Regions from separate parts of the Homo sapiens genome. Here region 2 is linked to region 1. The links are chromatin loops, found by intact Hi-C in ENCODE. Cell type or tissue: Caco-2. All regions are shown on one strand.

Evidence for each region. Hi-C counts contacts between places; a loop is a spot of excess contacts. Peaks named below come from ENCODE experiments on the same cell type or tissue, not always from the same donor. Only the 100,000 strongest peaks of a DNase experiment are listed, where the experiment ranks them.
Region 2: it touches region 1 in a loop (17-fold over the local background); 3 of 110 quality-filtered maps call a loop at or near these places.

Annotation. Positions count from the first base shown.
Region 1 is chr11:80,723,309-80,731,308 of GRCh38, reverse strand. LOC105369409 (a long non-coding RNA gene) reads right to left here. Exons shown (of 3, transcript XR_001748502.2): 2 at 2,900-2,948. Among named protein-coding and RNA genes, the nearest start is that of LINC02720, 35 kb to the left of the region's middle. In Caco-2, no CTCF peak of the experiment used is centred here; a DNase peak (open chromatin) is centred at 3,748.
Region 2 is chr11:81,233,008-81,241,007 of GRCh38, reverse strand. No RefSeq gene overlaps it. Among named protein-coding and RNA genes, the nearest start is that of LINC02720, 470 kb to the right of the region's middle. In Caco-2, a CTCF peak has its summit at 3,683 (motif pointing right); a DNase peak (open chromatin) is centred at 3,677.

The DNA of each region.
Region 1 (8,000 bases):
CTATAAAACACAGGAATAAGCAATACTTTCATTAAGACATTTTGGGGAGTGTTATTTATATCAAATTGAGAAGGTTTTTAGAAAGAAATAGTTTAATTGGAGTAGCATCTAGTATTTGTTGAACACTTACTGTCCGTTAAGGACTGTGCCAAGTGCTTATTGCACATGATATTAAGTCATTGTAGCAGCCCTGTGGAGGGAGTGTTTTTGCTGTTTGGGTACAGGAATATTAATGTTTCATAGCAAATAAATAGAGAAGCTGAGATTTCAACACATACCTGCCTGAATTTGAAGTCTGGCCTTTAAACAAGGTGTGCCAATGCACAACTTCAGATAGAGGTAATGGTTCTGGATGGGAGGTTTGGAGGCTAAGAACAGGTTCGCTAAATTAGGGCTTCATGTGACTGCTTAGGATTCCTGCAAACATTGACTTTGAAGCAGCATCATCACATCATATTCAAACTTTGCAACTTGCTTACTGTGTGACCTTGCCTACCTTATTCATTGTCTCTGAGCATCATGGTTTTATCTATAAAAGAATGATAATGGCTGGGCACAGTGGCTCACACCTATAATCTCAGCACTTTGGGAGGCTGAGGCGGATGGATCATTTGAGGTCAGGAGTTCAAGACCAGCCTGGCCAAAATGGTGAAACCCCATCTCTACTAAAAATACAAAAATTAGCCAGGCATGGTGGTGTGCACCTGTAATCCCAGCTACTTGGGAGGGTGAGGCAGGAGAATTGCTTGATCCTGGGAGGCGGAGGTTGCAGTCAGCCAAGATCGCACCACTGCACTCCAGCCTGGATGATAGAGTGAGACTGTGTCTCAGGAAAAAAAAAAAAAAGAAGAAGAATGATAACAGCATACACTTTATAAGAACACTGGGTGGTTTAAAGTAAAATGTGTATCAAAGCACCTATCCTGAGCTTGGTACATAGAGTTGATCTGTAGATGTTTGCTTCTTTCTAAGTGCCGTTTCCTGAAGATAATTCAGAAAAAGAGCTCTCTGCCTACTTCAGTGACTATGCCAAGGGTTTTAGAGCAGAGCATCTCAAATTCAGGAATCCCTTGAGAATTTTGTTAAATGCAAATTCCAATTCAATAGGTTTTGGATGGGGCCTGAGACTTTGCTTGTCTAATGAGATCCCAGGAGATAGTTATGCTGGTCTTCTATGACCACATTTTCATCAACAAGGTTTGTATTGTTTATCTTTTGTGCTGTTATTAAGTACCTCCAGTTCCAAGTCAATTTCTTCCTCCTTGCTTTTATACCAAACAAAAAACAGCTGTTTTCAGAATCACAGGTGGTGGTGATATTGGACACCTTCCCAACACACTGAATGCTTATTATTTAAAAAAAAAAATTGAACAGGAGAAAAAACCTATATAAACAATTACAGTTACACTAGTGAGCATGCCTCTACTGCTTTAGAGTTTACAGTGTGCAATCCCAGAATATTATAGCAGATATTCTTTGAAAGTCTACTATGTCTAAGGCAGTGAGGGAACAGAATCTCATGATGCTCATAAATTTGCAGGACAGAAGAACAGGAAATTTAGTGACAACGGGATTATTTAATAGCATCTATAGTAGTCGTATAGTCAAAATCATACTACTAATCAATTAGTAGGCTTATTAATCAATGATTAGGCTACTAATCAATTGACCTTTAGTTCACGGAAAGGGAGATTACTTCATTAAATCAACCAAATCTAATCACATTATTCTTTAAAAGCACAGAATTGTCTTTAACTGGTAGCAGAAGAGGAAATCAGAGAGATCCAAAGAATGAAAAATACTTGCTATTGTGGGTTTGAAGGTGAAGAGAGCCATGTGAGAAAGCAGCCATTCACAGTATCTTTTAAAAGATTGTATTGATATGACTCAGCTCAGGATTGAGGCACTCTACCAGGAGAGGATAGATAATATGCTATCTACCTATACTGTGCCTAATAAATCTTACAGCATCATCACTCCCTTCATCCTGTCAGTATCATTATTTAACAAAGATCTATAGTGGAAGTATGTTCAAAATCATACAGTAACATAGAGGTGGACATTTGTGTCTCCTGCAGAGGTAAGAATGAGGTGAGGGAAGACTTTCCAGAGGATATTATATCCTCCCAAGCATAACCATCATGATTATCTTTGTCATTGTCATGCATTGTCACCATCCTTACAATCATCAAATAGCATTATTTGACAACTTACTGCTTACCAGGTACTGTGCCAGGCAATGATATGCGTGATCCCAAACAATTCCCATAACCTCATCATGACTTTAGTACTGTTATTATCCCCATTCTATAGACAAGAAAATGATGCTTACCAAAGTAAAAGAGTTTGCTTAGTGTTAAACAGCAGGTCCTTAATTCAAACCCAGCACTTACCAAACAGCCTATGATCTTAATCATGATGCCACTACTACCTCATTTCATTTGATTCAAGATAATTGATCATAACAAGTTTTATAGATATGGCTGGAATGTTGTTTCCATTTTACAATTGAAGACCCTGAGGTTGATATACATTATTTTCCCAAGTAATTGTGTAAAATGTGAGAGCCATACTCAAAGGTTTCTAACTTCAAGTTTTACATTTTTCTATCACATTTTGTAGATCCTCAAATAAAAGTAAGATAGGCAAGTTATGAAGTCCATATACACATGCATTTATATTTGACATATGCATGCCAGAGAAACAGATCCCTTCATTTCACAGCCCACAGGTCTATAAATATTATTCTGCTCATTTCAAGTCTTTGAGTTAGTAATAGCATGGTCTGATTTTTATCTTTGGTTCCATTTTCCCTTTGAGCTTTATTTTTATTTCTCCTGCTTTTCTTGATTTTGGGGAAAGATTTTTTAACATTATTAACTCTACAGCTTTTACTCACCCTTTGAAGAGGTCCTACTGAGTAATGATCTTCTTTCACCTTCTGAATGCTGGAGAAGAAATTTTTATAAATATTATTGGCTGGAAGGGATGTTTATCTTTAGCTCAGGAAAGCATTATCACCTGTACCTCTTAGTTCTTTTAACTTTCTTTCCTCACTCTTTCTACTTCTTTGCATTGTCTTTCTTCTCACCTTTTCCTGTCTCTTTTTTTTTCTTTCCTCCTCACCATCGTCCCTTCTTTCTCCCTGACCTCTCTTCCTCTCTTGAATTTAGCAGGTAAACAGTGTATTCTCATTTAAAATTTCACAGTTGGTTTTCTGCATTTCTAAATAGTGTTGTGTAATGAACTGGGCTTTGCAGTCCAAACATAACCAGCTAATATTTTATCTTTACCTTTTGTTGACTTTGTAATCCTAGGCAAATTGAAGTCTCTTAGACTTAATTTGCCCTTTTAAAAAATGGAGGTAATAATACCTTTTCCATAATACAGATACAAATCTAATATTGCCTGAGAGAAGGTACATAATGGAAAACTCTCTTCCAGTTAAAGAAAATATTTTAAAACTGGGGCCAGGCATGGTGTTAGGCATTCCTTTTTGTGTTTGTCTCCATGAATTGGTATGGCTCAATCTTGCATTAGATTGTAAAATTCCTATTGGCAGAGACTGCTTCTCAGTCATATTTTGTCCCAGTTGCCCAACACAATATGTGATAGATGCTCAGTAAGTAGGATGTTTGTTAAATGGAGCCAAAAGTGAGGCCAGATCAAGCCGAGGATGCAGACTTTACCATCAGACAGCCTGGGTGCTCTCGTTTCACTTTCACCCCCAGAGCAGCCTCTGCTACAAGGAAAGCATCCAGGTTGGTCCCTCTGCTGGTGAGAGATTGTTGGCAGCATTTCCCTCTAAATTGGAGAGTAGAAGAAAAGACTGCTCGACCAGCTGTCATCAACAACTTAGAAAACTTAAATGTTTAGGCAATTATAAGTTTCCCTTGGTGTTCTCTAATGTTCTTTTCAAAGATACTATTTTTTTAATCAACTGCACAAAAGCCTCACAAAAATAGCACAGTGCTGTACTCCAGCCCACAAAGATGCAGAAGAACATGGTTATGCATTTCCACTCTGGAAACTTCTACATTGCTTTTGAGGCACTGCTGCCCACTCCTGACATGCTGATGCACCCAGGGTCTCTGCCCTGTGTTCCCAGAGTCTTGCTGACTCTACATTCTCTCCTTGAGCAAACAACAGTCATTCCATCTGACACCTCACAAAACTCTACACTTCTGATCTGGCTGTCCAAATTTACCCTACCTACTCATCACCTTTTAAATATTTTACAAATGTCTGACAGGCGCCTGAGTTCATCACAGGAATAAAGTTTATATTACCCATCTAAGCTCGTTCTCTTTCTGTATTTCCTACCTTAGAGAGTAGCGTAAGCAGCCACTTAATTCTCACAACAGTCATATGAGAAGATATTATTATCTTTGTTTTGCTCAGTAGAAACCTAAAACTTGAAGACATCAGTTAGATGTAAAGCAAAAGAGCCTGCCTTCAATCCCAGATCATCCTACTCCAAAACTGTGTCTCTTCCAGTAAGCTTTACTAGAAAGGGAAGAACAGAGAAGTAGAAGGAAAAAAAATTTGTTCATCAGTGGAGCAATTAAGATCCCCTAGCTATTGCTTCTAGTATCACTCAAATGAACCTATGTCTTTTCCTGGATCACCCACCCTGCTAAATAAATAGCATAAATTTAATGATATAATGAGATTGAAAATAATTGAAGTTATTTTATTTTATTCAATCACATTACATACCTTTTGAGATTACATCTGCAAGTACTCTCTGCTTCAGCCATTGCTGAAACAATTCCTTATTAATAGAAAATAATTTCATACTTCTAGCATGGTATAATCAAAACTAATAGAAAGAGGAAGTGACAAATTGACCTTGTACTCAAATAAGTACTAATTTGAGAACTTCCTATGAGCAAAACACCATTCTTGCCTTACATGCAAGGCATAGATAAAATAGCAAAGAGATTTCAATATTATTTATAAAGATAAGGCATTTTAAAAGTACATTGAACTGCTATTATCCTCTTTTTGTCATTGTCTAGATCATGAATGATGTTAAGGTTAGATGATATAGAGTCAGCCCAACATGGTACACTTAAAGGGAAGGGGGAAAATGTTAGGAGGATTTATAGGGCTTTGTTTGTGTTGCTAAGGGGTTTGTCAACTGTAAGAGACTATCTTGCCTTTTTGAGGTGGTGATTAATTTTTTGAAGACTTCTCTATTATCTAGGATTGCTATAATATTCATTATTTAAACTATTAAGTATACCTATCTTCATAAACTTTGTATTGAGAGTCTGATGGAAATAATTATTCAAAAATCCAAATTGACTTTATGTAATGCAGAAAGTAATGGGCAATATTTGCTCTGCATAATCTGCCATAGGCAAAAAGGTGCCTAGTAAAGGGAGAGGAGCTGCAAGACACTCAGATGGTTCTTCCTACAGACAAAACCATGAACGAGATCTCCATTGCCAGAAAGTTTTCTGCAGCTTTGAAGGTTCAAAAACATAGATCAATGGAAAATGTATGGGATTGAAAATCAGGTAGATCAGGGTTTGGACTTCATTCTGTACCCCTTTCTAATTAGTTACTTTGGGCAAGTATAATCATCTTTATGCTTAAGTTTCTACATTTTAAAAATAACATAAAACTTTATCAGTGACAGAGTTGTTGATGTTTAAATACTTGTTGTTGCTATTGTTAAGACCTTACCAAGTTCAGTGCTTCATACATGGAAGAAACTTAAGAAACTTAATATGTGGAAGAAACATAACTATAGCTCTTATGTTGCTATTTGTCTGTCAAATTCACACTGGCCAAGCTTGAGAGATTACTATATAAAGCAGTCAAGGTATTAAATAGGGGCATATCCCAATCATGTAAACAAAATTTATTGTCTTTTATGCAAAATGTTTTCCTCCCCAATGTAGAGATATAAGCCAGGTTAGCAAACATATATAAATTATTAAGCATTAAAACAAAGCAAGACAGACATTGAAGTCCAGTTCCTAGGTATTTACTCAGGAGAAATGAAAATATGTGTCCACACAAAGACTTGTGCTCAAATTTTCATGACAGATGTATTCACATTAGCCAAGCCAAAAAATACAAATGTCTATGAACTGAGGCATAGAATTTATAAATAAATTTGGTATATCTATACAATAGAATAATATTCATTGAAAAGAAACTAACTATTGATATACACAAAGCATGGCTATAACTCAAAACATCACGCTAAATGAAAGAGACCACACATAAAACTTTATGATTTCGTTTATATGAAGTTCCAGAAAAGGAAAAGCTGCATTGACAGAAATGATGCCAATGGTTATCAGGGCCAGGGGTGGAATGGGAATATATTGACTGCAGAGAAACATAAGGGAAGGTTTGGGGTATTGGAAATACATATTAATATTCTCTATTATGACTACCATTACAGTACTATCTACACTTGTTAACATTTATCAAATTGGACACTTAAATCATTGAATGTTGTTGTTTATAAAGCTTATCTTAATAAAGTTAATGTAAAAAAAAAGAATAAAAATTTTAAGTGACTTTTTAAAGTCAAGCTCAAAGGTATTTTATTTCCTATTTTTCTAGTGACCAGATTGTTCTAATATGAGCAGATGTGGCCAAAACACAGAATCTCTCTGACATCATATCTCATGCCAGACTGGCCTTCTAGTGCCTACACATTATTGCCCTAATTTGACTGATGAGGAAACTAAAACTTGATGAGGCTATGTAGCTGAAATGTAGAAGAGCTGGCTGGACTGCAATCCCAGTTCCTCTCACTCCAAAACCTGTCTCTTCCAATAAACTCTACCAGAGAAGAAAGGACAGGAAGAAAAAGATGAAAAGTGCTATAACAAGAAATACACACACACACACACACACACACACGCACACACATACACACACGTGGAATGCTGTAGGGATAACTTACAAAACCCTATTTGACCCCTAATATATTCCTTCTGTAACATTAGCTGATCTACAAGTAGAATTTCTTTTGCCTAAGTTGGTAATTAATGATGTTGGCAAACCCTTTCTCCTGTTTTTCCCAGAAACACAGCCAAGCTACATTTCCCAATGTCCCTTATGGTTATATTGGTCATATGACTGAATTATAGCTAATCAGAAGTGATACATACAACTTATAGGCATGAACATAAAACCCTTCCACATGTTCCTCTGTGAGTTTTGCTCCTTTCAACTTGGGAAAAGAGATGATCTCAAGGGTAACCTCGGGGACCACAAACTCAAGATGCCAGAGCTGTCATAGTCTTGGTTCAAGACTGGCTGTGTGGAGAAGAGCTTCTCCCTGCAAAACAAAACTCACACAAACACTACCACCAACTAATTCCTGTCAAACTAGGGCCTGTCATTAATATGAGCAATAAACAAACTTCTATTGTGTTGAGCTAACCACATTTAATTAGATCTATTTGTCACCATAATCTAGCCTACCCTGACTAATATAAATAGGTTAGAGGCAGTCTGCGTCCTAGTATTAACAGAAGAAAACCTTAAGCAAGTTAAGTTTGATAAAATTTAATGGATCAGGGAACAATTCACAAACCAGGCAGCCCTCAGAACCTAAACAGGTTCAGAGAACTCTGGTCTGCAACGTGGTCAGACAATATTTATGGATAGGAAATGGAAATGAGGTACAGAAAATGAAAGTGAGGTACAGAGATAGCTCGATTGATTATATTTCAGCGTTTGCCTTATTGGAACATAGTTTGAACAGTTGGCCGCCTGCAATTGACTGAAGTTCAACTGCTGTGGTTGGCTGACCCTCAGCTGTTTGTTATAAAAGTATGCTCCTAATTTAGGCTTTCAGTTTATGCACTAAGTTAGGTTTCAGTTTGTTATGTCAGGACTAGAGTATGGAGCATCCTCAGGCCAAATTTAGTTTGATATAACACTAGCATCATAGCAGGCTGAGTCTTTTAATTAAGCCCTTGCCAAATCTTGGATTGTATTATTTCAGTTTCAAATTATGGCCC
Region 2 (8,000 bases), 510 kb before region 1:
GCAATGTCTCTGCAGATTGGTGATCCAATCGACATAGCCAACATTGGCTGAATGCTTTCTACATGCCAAGTGCCCATCTAAGCATCTTAAATATGTTAACGTTTAGTATTTCTAACAGCCCTTTGAGTTAGAGATACTATAGTCTTTATTTTCCACATAAGAAAACTGAGGCACTGAGGTGTTTAATAGATGGCCAAACTGGTATAAGCCTCCTGTCATTCTAAATCTAGAGTCCAACATCTAGACAGTATATGTTATATATGTTATGTTATACTTCATATGCTATACTTCATTAAATATAAATTTGAAAATGGAAAATATTTATTCATTCTTTTAAAAAAAGCATTAATTGAGCACTTTGTGTGCTCAAAGCCCTGTGCCAGAGGTCTGGTGAGATATACCTGACATGAGCATACAATCAAATGATACACTAATAAGAATTGTGAGGCAGAGTAGAATGATTGCTGTAATGATATCAAAAGACAAAAGCCACAGAGAAAGGTGAGGATTCATTCTGATTAAAGAATGTAGGAAATCTTTACAGAAAAAGGATGTTTTAAAGCCCTGGTGAGAGGAAAATAGAATGGCTACTGAGGGAACATCAAGAATAAAATATGTAGAAATAAAAAAAGCCATAACGTATTTGAAAAGCACCAAAGAAACTGGTAGGAAAATAATTCCCACTAGACTCAATTCTTCTGGCCTTTACTTCTACGTTCTCAAACAAAGATGCTCATTAAAATTACTGAGGAACTTCTTCAAAGTGGAGTCACCCTAGCTTTATACCCTAGAGACTCTATTTCCATTGGTAAAAGTTGGGGTTTAGACATGTGGTTTTTTTTTTGTGCCCTCTCAACTAAAAACCACAGTAATTGATTTTTAAATTAGTATTTAATTTAAATACTCTCTCTCCCCTGGTTTATCTTTGTGGGTGGCCAGGCTTTTTTCCATTTTTGCTTTTATAATATACCTTTGAACAACCAGGACAAATCCCAAAATGAAGTGTGGAAAGAAGAATATAGAGTCAAGCATAAATATATCTATCACAATTTATTGTGGTTCTTATACTCTTATACCTTTAAAGCATGTACAGTAGATCTAACCCTTTCATATTGTTACTATGTTTTTCTAAATAGTCCAATATATATATCTTTAAACAATGTTTTTTAATCACAGAATACAAAAAAACAAGAAAAACAGACAATCTCAAAGGAAACATCTAAATCTGAATAATTTGTAATGTACTTTTGCATATATATATATACACAAAATGATTATTAAAACAGACATATATATATATATGCACATACATGCTCACATGCACAGACACACATACACACACACACACACATAAGGATGCAGGTAGAGATTCCCTGGCCCAAGTTCCCAACCTAATGTTTGAAACCTGAAAGTGTAACTTGCTCCTTTATCACCTGTCTCTAGTTTGGGAATCTCTTACCTCTGAGGTCTTCTTCCATGGTTTTCAGTAATCTGAAGCCTTCAGCCTTGCAAGAGCAGCATCCATTCTTCTTTGACAAATACTTTTTCTAGAGCAATGTCTCCTAAAGCTGTCATGGTTAGTTAAAGATGAGTACATACATGAATATATGTGTGTGTGTAAAATGATAATTCACCTGCTTCTTGCACCTCCCTATTATTATACTCTACTTCTCAGGTAGAATTTCTGGCTACTACTCTTGTTGCTCTACCACCTTTCTTCCATGCTTTCCATCTCCTAAGAAAAGATTGCTGTGAGGTGTAGAGTTTCTCAGATAAACTTCTCTAAGGCCCTGCTGACAAGCCCTACAAAATCACAAAGGCAGTTGAGAGTGCCCATACCCTATAATTTGAGGCATTTTTCTTTAGATATGCATCAATACTACAACTACTGCTACTACTACTACTACTAATAATACTAATTGCCACTTATCATGTAACTATCATTGCCAAAGACTTTGCATTCACAAATCCATTATTTAGTTTTATCTTCACTACAGCCCTTTGAGGTAAATATTATTAAACCTAATTGCAGGTGAGGAGTAATGTGTCATGTTTCATAGAACTAAAAAAACAGCAGTGCCAACATTTGAACTCAAGCATGTTCAACTCCAACACCCAGCCTATTAATTATATATATGTATATCTATCTCTCTCTATATATATTTTATTATTTTAGCCTATATTTCATGAGCAACTGCAGTGCATATGTCAGTTCCTGATTTTGGTGCTAAGGATACAAGGATTATTAAGACAGACAGATTTCTGTTTCCTATGAGGGTTACGGTCTAGGAGAGGAAGAATATATTAATCAAATTCTACAAAAAATATGAGATTACAACTTTGGTAAATAGGAAAAAAGGTACATCTTGATACATTTGGGGAATTTAAATGCACATGGAGAGGTCAACTTGGACATGGAGAGGTTTATATGAAGTAACTTGCAAACATATGTATGAAAAATGAGTAAGATTGTTTTTTAGGTAAAGAGAGATGAAAAAAGTACTTCAAGAAGAAGAAACAGCATGTGCAAAGGTTGTGGGGTTTGGAAAGTCATGATGTATTTACAGAGTTAAAGGCCCTTGTGTGAATTGAGGCTGAAGGTGTATGATTGAATAAGACCATGCATCAGTCAAGAGTTTTATCTTTTATGAAGAGCAATGGGAAGCCAGTGGAGGGCTTTAATAAGGAAATTGACCTAACATGGTTTTGTTTCGAAGATTACTCTAGCTGCAATGTGGAGGAGTTTGGAGAAAGGATGAACATAAATATGAGGAAATTAGCCCTGAAGGTAGTCCTGTTGAGAGATAATGGGAACTGGCACTAGACTTATGATGAATGAAGATATTTCAAGAGGTCTGAAATCTATTCAGGAAGTAAAAGTAACAAATTATTAATGGATTGCATTTAAGAGTGTGGGAAAAAGAAGAATCAAAGGTATGTCCCAGGTTCTTGATTTGTTTAACCAGACTGAAAGGGTATCAATTTAATGATAATGGGAATGGTAGAAAAATATATTGCCTCATTATTCTATTAATAATCAACTAATTTATAGGAAATATACAATACTACCAGTAGTCATTCAATTGGCAAATATATTTGAATAATTGCCAAATACTCAAAAAATATATTTGACGTGTTAGTGGCTGCAAAAGATAAAAATGTGCTTGGGACTGTTAAAATACTTACTGGCATGCTAGGAAATCTACTGAGATCACGTACTTATGTCTCTACTGATTAAAATAAGAGTAATCAAATTTATTTACAGGTAGATTTTTTGATAATGTAGCTTACATGTTCAACAAAATATTTGTTGAGTGAATTAATCATAATTCGAAGAGGTAGAGTATTCACAGTCCTTGATGATTAATAGGTATTAAATATTTTACTGATTTAGTGCATTTAATAATGTAGTTCAATATAATGTGTAAAACAAAATAATTTTGAAAATGGAAAAGAATCTTAAAGTTGTTTTTATTTTAATACGAAAGTAAGTCATTACTGTAGTCTTCATATATTAGTTTTGCTATACCTTCATTCTCTCCCATGTCACATGCACACAAAATTAGAATCCAAGAAAAAATTAATGCATCTTTAATGGTGGCCAAATAAGGACATGTATCCACTAGGGAGTCTTTAAAGACATGTATAATGAAGTGTTTATTCCAGCTACTTGAGTAATTCAGGCCACCAGATGTCACTACAGATTAAGCAATGGTGAAAGGCTTTCCACAGTGTAAACTCTACAGAGGCTTCTGACAAGTTAAACAAATTCAAGTGGGTGTTAATTTTAAAATAATAATAATTGGACAGTTGTTTTAACTTCTTTTCTTTTGCCATCCCTCCAGTGCATCTGGAGGAATAAAAATAAAGAATGCCTATATTGCATTCACTGTCTAATTTTGTGTAACTTTTCCTTCTACCCTAAAAAAAAAATGATGTTACAGTTCAGCAGAGCATGTTTTTTGTTTCAGCAATTTGTTTGATTCTGAGCAATATTTTTCAAACTCCACTTTACTCTGACTTCATAAAAGAAGACTGCCCCAGCTCACTTATATTAATGAGCCTTTACACAACCACCTTGCTTGTAAGGGGTGCAGCACAGGCTGAATGTGTTTCCATTATAATGGCCATGTATAACGGGTAGTTAATAATGAAGAAAATTAATTAGCTGAATGTCACCAGAAACCTATATTGTGTGGCAAATGAACAGGGGGCAACCAGTTTGAGTTTTAATTTCTGCAGTGAGCTTTTGTTGTAAAACTCCTTTCCTCCAAATGAAATTGAGCAGAGAATTAACGGCATGAAAAATGGCTGGTGGAACCTGGTGAGAGGCCTTGATTACAAGAGAGTTTGTTTTTTCTGTAGAAGTTCCCACAAGTTTCTCATTGGAAAAAGAGGTTATATTCTTTCATTACCTGAATTTTATTGTGTAAGCCATGGACAAATAAAGAAACTGAGTCAGATATAGTCTTTGAGCAAAGCTAGATTTTAGGTCCGTATAAATTAGAATCAGAATTCTTTTGGTGAAGTAATTTCAGCTCAGATTTATTGATATAGAACTGAATATCTCACACATTTATTCAACAAATAGTTATTGACACCCTACTGTGCACAAGATACTTTTCCAGGTGCTAAGGATGAAGCAGTGAACAAGTCACCTGCTTTCCTGAAGCTCCTCTTCTATCTATTACAGAAGAGCATGGGGAATATGGAGATAAGGAGAGAAAAAATAAATGGTTTAGCAATAAGTAATTTTTGTTATGTTCTATAAAAATACACTACTAGGACAGAGAATAAGTTGAAAATGATAGAACAGGGGGACATCTTTAGATAGGGTACATACAGAAGTCCTCTCTGAGGAGGTGGCATTTGACTTGATATTGAAAGAAAAAAAAAAGAGCCAAATTTGTTAAGTTTTAAGCATCTGGGAGAGAAACATAAGAGTTCCAGCTTTACAACATTTATTTCATAGCTTAAGAAAGAAATTGAGTCCCTATCTCATTATCAATTTGAAAAATGCTCAGTGAGGAATATTGGCCCAGTTGCTGATACTTAGAGCAATTAACTCTGCCTAAGAAGACAGGGTTAAAGTAAGCAAATGACTTCCAATTAGAGTCACATATTTGGAGTAGTGGTAGGAGTAGCCCCCATAGAAGGATGGGGGCAACAGTAGGTGTCTACTTACTGCAAGATCTAATGGAAATTTACTAGATTTTGGTAAAAATGGCAAACTGGCATACACACACCTCACTGGTGACAGAATGAACTGTGCAAATCTTATTGAAAACAATTTGGAAAGTTATTTCAACAGTCAGAAGGATGTTCACACTTTCTTTGACTCATCAATGCATCTTGATAATGAATATGAATATTATTCATCTTATGAATAATATTTTTCAAAAAACAGTATGGTATGCATGAAGATGCTCATTACAGTGTCATTTAATAATGAAAAATAAGAAATAGGCTGAACACTCAACAATATTTGAGAAGTTGTGAAAGTATGACACATCAGCTTGATGAAATAATAAGCACTCATCACAGCAATAATTAAGAGGATCATGAAACAAAAAGGACAGTGAAATATGTTAAAGTAAAAGCATGGTTTGAAATTATATCTGTGGGTTTTTTAAATTTTATGTTGAGTATATGAATTCATTTGGGCAAAAAGCAAAAGAAAACCTGGGGGAAAAGGCTAGTTTACTTTATATAGTTAATAAAACATTAGCTTATTTGATATATTTAATAAAAACATTGGAGACATACAGTATTTTGCCAGATTTAGAGTAGGAAGATAAATAAGTCTTCCTTATTAATAATAAGCACCTCATTAGGCCTCCTATCAATTCAGGTAGTCAGTACGTACATACAGAAGCAGGAGGAGTTACTTGCTATTGTAGCAAGCTCACAGGTTGGGGGAAGTGGGTGAAGGAAGAGCACCATTATTTCTTGAGTATCTGTTGTGCATTAGTCTCTTTATGAAAAATTTTATCTGTATATTTCATTAAGACCTAAAAAACTCTATAATTTACATTGCATCATGCTCTACATTATTTGCAGGTAAACTGAAATTCTGACGAAATAATTTGATTACATTCTCTGTTGCAATAAGTAGTAAATCCATAATTTAAATATATAGCTTTGGGTTCCCAAACAGTACTCTGCTTTCTCCTTGGAAATACGAATTTAAAAGGGGGAAGAGGAAATTAGGGAAACGAGGAGAATGTCCTCACAAAGCATAGACGTGGCTTTTGCACTGGGTCTAAGCTGCAGTGTGGAGGCTTTGTAGGGACATTTTTCTAAGTCTTGGAAACTGCATATACAAAGAAAGGCACTGAGACCTGAGGCAGCACAATGTGTTTTGTACATTGCATATTTAGAGTGGCTGCAGATGGGCCTCCATATGAGGGAAGAGCAGGACATGAGATGAAGAATTTGCATTTGAATGATCTATAGGCTATGATAAGAAGCGTGAACTTAATACTTAAATGGTGGAAAGCTAAAGAATCTTCAAATTTATAAGGGGGCTTTACTTGTTCCTTTTGTCTAGCTGTACCTTTTCCAATTGCAGAGGCCAGAGACAGACACCAAAATGAAAAAATATCCACTGACACCTCAAATGTAGTTCTGCCACACATTATCATAATTTCTGCTGACAGAATCACAGAAATTTACATTAGAACAATTTGAAATCAGTTCTTTTGTGGGTCTTTCAGTACAATGTTTCTCTCTGTTCAATCTTGCCTTTATGTTAAATGAGATTTGCTTATCCATGTTGCTGTTTCTTGTTATTGTTGTGATTTTCCTACCCTTTTCAGATCTCTATCATCAAGAGCATTGCTATGGAAATAGGATCTTTGTTTAAAATTTCATTAGCTATCTTGATAAACAAAATATTCTGTTATTTCTAGTATTTTACACTCAAGCCTATGAGCATTTGAATTTCCAAAGGACTCTAATTTTTTAAGAAGCCTTATATGTAGTATATAATCTTTGCACTATTTTGGCCATAGCACGGCATTCAACCAAAAGATATATGGATATATATATATATATATATATATATATATATATATGAATACAGATATATATATATATATATATGAATACAGATATATATATATATATGAATACAGATATATATATATATGAATACAGATATATATATATGAATACAGATATATATATGAATACATGTGTTTACATATATATATGAATCTGTGTATATATGTGTTCACATATATACATAAATATATATGCATAAAAATAAGCATTAGATTTTCCATATACATTATAAAAGTATAAATATATGCACACAAATAGACTATATATACATTTTATGGTAAATGTATAGTAAAAAATGTATTATTTATTATATAATATGCTTCTATGGCCATAGACAAGTATATATTTAAAAGAAAATGTAGACAATGCTTAAAGATATATCTAGAATTGCATATCTGTACAATTACAGAGCAAGGTCTAGATCACAAGGCTTAATCCTAGATCCAATAATGATTAAAATTAAAGTGTGGCCCAAAATAGATCTATAGCTAATATTTCTACCTGCAGTTTTTTTTTTATTTATTGAAATAATAATTTTGAATGTTATAGATGTCACTCTTTGACTTCTGGAGAAGGATAAGCTGCATATTCAATATGATAGATAACATGCAAAGATCATTGCTTGTAAAGAAAGAATCCAAAAGAAACAAAACATTGCAACATGAAGAGGAATTTGCTTTAAAGCAACATTTTTCTAGATTGTCCGTGAGCTATCACTTTTCCTGAAAGCCTTATCTTCAGATTTATCACAATAACAAATAGCAGTGTTTCCAGCCTCACCACATCATCACAATTGCACACTGAAATAAAATAAAGGCTATTGTCTAAAAAAATTAACCTTCAAGACTGATAATAGCTGAATTATTTTGTTGAGAAACTTATAACAACCATGATACATTGAAGCCTCTCTTCATTCTTAAAAATAATCTTAAAAC